2 separate regions of the Homo sapiens genome follow, and region 2 is linked to region 1. A link is a loop called in an ENCODE intact Hi-C map of the cell type or tissue named here. Cell type or tissue: IMR-90. All regions are shown on one strand.

The links. Peaks named below come from ENCODE experiments on the same cell type or tissue, not always from the same donor. Only the 100,000 strongest peaks of a DNase experiment are listed, where the experiment ranks them.
Region 2: it touches region 1 in a loop (9-fold over the local background); 1 of 110 quality-filtered maps calls a loop at or near these places.

What each region holds. Positions count from the first base shown.
Region 1 is chr2:54,569,844-54,572,343 of GRCh38, forward strand. The region is part of intron 2 of SPTBN1 (spectrin beta, non-erythrocytic 1); the gene reads left to right. Among named protein-coding and RNA genes, the nearest start is that of SPTBN1-AS1, 12 kb to the left of the region's middle. In IMR-90, no CTCF peak of the experiment used is centred here; a DNase peak (open chromatin) is centred at 1,268; H3K27ac peaks cover 637 bases.
Region 2 is chr2:54,175,724-54,178,223 of GRCh38, forward strand. All of the region lies in intron 3 of ACYP2 (acylphosphatase 2), which reads left to right. Among named protein-coding and RNA genes, the nearest start is that of ACYP2, 61 kb to the left of the region's middle. In IMR-90, a CTCF peak has its summit at 1,049 (motif pointing right); no DNase peak of the experiment used is centred here.

The DNA.
Region 1 (2,500 bases):
GGGTGAGCCTTGTAAACTTGAGTGCCTCAACTCCCACCCCCACCCCCAAACCTGTTCTGGGTGTGGTTTCCTTTAGCATGTTGGGAGAGTGTTTAGTTTGCCTGAAAATGCACCCAACTGAAACCATTCCCCCCCCCCTTTAGAAAGATTAGAAGGTTCAGTCACTTGGGCCTGGTGACTTTTGATGTAGTTTGAAGGTCACAATGCTGGTTCCTCTCTCAAGTTCATAAAAGCCTCTGGAGCAGCTATTGCTGCAGCCAGCGAGCATCCAGCACTTGGTCAGAGAGCCGCCTTTGTCAGAGAGCGCTCCTGTAGCCAGACTCATATTAACTGCCCCCCATGGGTGTGTTGAATGCCTCTACTGTGTTTGCCTTTGAAAGGCCCTTCTTAGCCTTTCTCTCTCCCCCAACCCCATTTTCAAGAGGCACAAGACCTTTAAGTAGCAAATACAGTAATCACAGTAGCATGGAGACACAGGCTGGCCTATATTTGGTTTCACAAAGGCCTTGTGAAAGATCTGGCCTTAAAGTCCCTTTTTAATGCTGAAATTATGCAAGTGGAAAGTTAATTTGAGGATCACTGAGGCACGCTTTATTCATGAAGAATGTGAGCAAAACATAAATACAAAGTCTGGAGGCTCTGTTCTACGCTGGTGGCAAGGAAATTACATAGGTGGTATCTTTATTTGGCTGAATCCCCCTCCCTCCACCAAGAGTGCAACTGTGATAGAATTTTGGAGTGAGAGCTATTGTTTTAAGCACTGACTGGTTGCAGGTGTGTGTGTGCATGTTGCCTGAAACTCTCTACAAACCATAGACATGATTTTGGTGGAATTGGCGTGCCAACAGTGGTTACAGCTAAGATTGTAGAAGACCAAACATTCTGTTGGAATGTGACCTTAACATTTTGAATTATGTTTCTTAAGTAAGATAAATTTCGAAGGTCTATTTTATTTTTATCTTTATTCTTTGAAGGCCTGCTTTAAAGTTTACCGTGTCTTTGAAAGTCTAGTCTGTTGAACTCTTAAATCCCAGTGAGTTCCTATAGATTGCTAGCTTGAGTGTATAGTATTTGAGATGTGAATAAAGTCTAGTGCAAAGTGTGTTTCTTGTGCTTGAAAATGGTGCCCTGATTTCTGTTGAGGGAGACGTTTATTCCTATAAAGGTTTAAACGACTTGCTGTACAATTCAGTCTTGCAATGACAGAGAGATTACACACTATCTGCAAACAACTGCCAAGCAGATGAAATCCTGGCTGTGGGAAGTCTGCGGTGAAGAGTGGTGGGGGTGGTCAGGAGAGCAGTGGAAGGGAAGTGGCTCAGAACATTGTAGTGGTGGTTTGGCGTGCCTGTCAAGGGCTGTGGGACGTTTTCTCTCTCATTTCAGAAACAAGGGTGGTGGGAAACACATGGGCCGTGGATTTGCATAAACCAACAGTCAAATCCTAGCTCTACCAGTGACTTCACTGAGCCTCATTTTCTTCAGGGGGAAAGAATAAATAGCCCTTGGGGTGATTGTAAAGCCTAATTAGGTATGTTATAATTGTATTAAGAGGATGACGAGTTCACCGTTTGCCAGGGAGTTTTCCGGTTTTAGTGCCAAACATTCCACATCCGGGGAATCTTCCTCAGTCCCAGGCACACTGGGTGGTGAGTCCCCCAGTTATATATGAAGATACCTATTACTGTTCCCTAATTGTATGTACACACACACACACACACACACACACACATACACACACACACACACACACACACATATCTATAAATAAAGGGCTTCTGGAAGCTGGCTGCCTATTACTGTGTACCTGATACTCAGTGGGTATTTGTGAACTCCCAGGAGGATAGTGTGTTAGTGTGTTTGCGTGTATCTCTGTATTCCTTCTTAGGGATGGCATACAAATAAATGTTTCATGAATAAAGGGATGAATGAGTAGGTAAAGTAATATAAGCAGTAATGCATATGTTTTAAAGTGATTTAGCTGGTTTTCCTTCCAGGGGCCTCTTCCCTGAGAAAAGAGCCACTTAATAAATGATGTCTTGAATGAAAGAATACATCATGAAAATAATTTTGTCCATGATGTGGCTAAACTAAAACTCCAGGAAGGGCTTAGGCTGGGCCTATCTACTTTTTTTGATAAAATGAAGTTTAATATGACCCTAGTGACAACCTCCCCTCATCCCCTTAAAGCTCAAATTTAGGGAACTCTTGTGGTTGGACTCTCACATACTCCCTAGGACTCTGCTGGGTGCTGGGGAATTTACTAAACTTTGGTGAGGAGAAGAGGAGAGGAGAGGGAAGCCACGGTACTAAGGTACTTAGGGAGACAGAAACAGTTCCCCTAGAAATTAGACATCACATTGTCTTTTTCCCCCCTTTCTTTTGAATGAGATGGGGCAAGAATATTTGGACCAGGATAAAGTTTTAAGATGCATTTACACTAATGTAATCAGGTTACATAGCAAAAAAATGTTAAAAATGTACCCTGGGAAATTGAAAT
Region 2 (2,500 bases), 390 kb before region 1:
AAACTGCCAGTTATTTCCCAGCATGCATCTGTCCCCTTTTTTCTTTAGTAATAGAAACCCTGAACTTGCGCTGTACACATGGTCCCTACTATGGTCTGAATGTTTGTATCCCTCCAAAATCATATGTTGAAATCCGTTCCCCAGTGTGATGGTATTAGGGAGTGGGGCCTTTTGGTAGATGATCAGATCATAAGGGCAGAGCTCTCACAAATGGGGTTAGCACCCTTATAATAGGCCTTGGAGAGCTCTCACACCCCCTTTACCATGTGAGGATACATTGAAGGCACCATCCATGAGGAACAGGCCCTTATCAGGCACTGAATCTATTGGTGCCTCAATCTTGGAATTCCTGGCACCCAGAATTGTGAGCAATATGTTTCTGTTGTTTATATAAAGTACCCAGTCTAAGGTATTTTGTTTAGTAGCCCAAACTGACTAAGACATCCCCCTAGCATAAGGACCGTATTTCTTAGCCTGTTTGAAGCTTGTATGGCCACCAATGAGATGTGAATGAAAATAATGCATGCATTGTCTCGGTTATGCCCTTAAAGGGAAAGGGTGTGCCCTCCACTATTTTCTTTCCCCTTTCTTGCCAGAATGTGAAGACAGGAATTGGAGCAGCCATCTTGAACTGTGAGATGGAAGCCATACATTGAAGGTGGCAGAGCAACCAAATAGAACGACCAAGTGTCTCTGATGGTTGTTGAGCTGTCATACCAGCTGTGGACTGCTGTCTGAACTTTTGTAGGACAGAGGAATACACTATTTAAGTCTGTTGTAACACCTGAATTGCTCTGTATTCTAATATAATACTTGTTTTAGAACACTTGGAACAACAGAAAATTAGTTTTGTTAAGGCAGGAAAAATCTTATGTGTAATTCTATCACCCAGAGTCAGTCATGTGTTAACTGACATCTTAGTGGATGTTGTAGCATGCTTCCCTCAGCCTCATCCCCACCTCTACCTTCACGATGACATGCTTAGTTGCTCAGTGCCTGGAGTGTTAGCTGCTAATGGTTCTATCCAGGAATTGACCTTGGCCTCAGGGGGGCAGCCTGCATCCAAGAATCTGTTGTTGAGAGGGTACCAAAGTCTAGTCTTCTTGCTTTATTCAGTTTGGACAACTCTGAAGGGCCATCCTAGCTCTAGAGCTCGATGTAGAAGTGGCCAAGGTCTCTGTTGCAACTGCATTACAGTTCACCTCTCCCTCTGTCAATCCAGCTTCCCTCTCCTTTCACAGGCACTCTTCCCAAGGGCACTTCACAACAAACCCGCATGCAAATCTCAGAATCTTTGTGCTAGGGAACCTGACCTATGACATATACAGATTTAGAGATTTGGGATTATAATACTTTGTTTTTCACTAAATATTTTGCTGGGTAGTCTCCATTTGCCTTTCCAGACACATTCTCCTGCCCTCCATCCACCTCTGTTCTGGGAGGCTGACCACGATGGGATACATTAATGAGCTCCTTTGCCCTCTACCTTCCAGTTGAATGCTGCCAGTGGAAGGCACTGATAGGAGATCAGATGGTGGGAGGACAGAGACTGGGATATCCCTCGTCACCAGGCTGTGTGTTGGAAGAGGCATCATTCTTCTACTAAATCCACAGCTCATGGTGTGAGGTCTTCTCCTAGAGCTACAGGTGTTAGTGTTTTGCTGGTAGTTACTTCCTCTGGCCCTTTCATGCCTAGGAATGGAAATAGCTCCCTAGTGCTGCCAGCCCTGGGGTGCTTCATCAGCTCCCTGGTTTCTTATCCTTGCCCACACCTTGCAATTAGTCAGTCTTCTCAATCACTCCGTTTGAGTATGCCATCTATTTCCTGGCAGGACCAGGACTGATACCTACTATTTTTTTTTTTTTTTTCTGGAAACGGAGTCTCACTCTGTCACCCAGGCTGGAGTGTAGTGGCACGATCTCGGCTCACTGCAACCTGTGCCTCCCAGGTTCAAGTGATGTTTGTGTCTCAGCCTCCCAAGTAGCTGGGACTACAGGCACGCACCACCATGCCCAGATAATTTTTTGTATTTTTAGTAGAGACAGGGTTTTACCATGTTGGCCAGGCTGGTCTCGAACTCCTGACCTCAGATGATTCGCCCCCACTCGGCCTCCCAGAGTGCTGGGATTACAGGTGTGAGCCACCGTGTCCGGCCTCCTGTTTCTTTTCTTTCTTTCTTTATTTTTTTTTTTTTTTTTGAGATGGAGTCTCGCCCTGTTACCCAGGCTAGAGTGCAGTGGCGCCATCTCGGCTCACTGCAAACTCTACCTCCCAGATTCAAGCAATTCTCCTGCCTTAGCCTCCAGAGTAGCTGGGATTAAAGGTGCTTGCCATCACATCCGGCTAATTTTTTATATTTTTGCTAGAGACATGGTTTCATCATGTTGGCCAGGCTGGTCTTGAGCCTTCTACTTCTTAATGATTCTTCTAAAACATGATTTTTATTGGCCATGTATAATTTCATCATGTAGACTTAAAAGGATTTCTTTAATTCCCTAT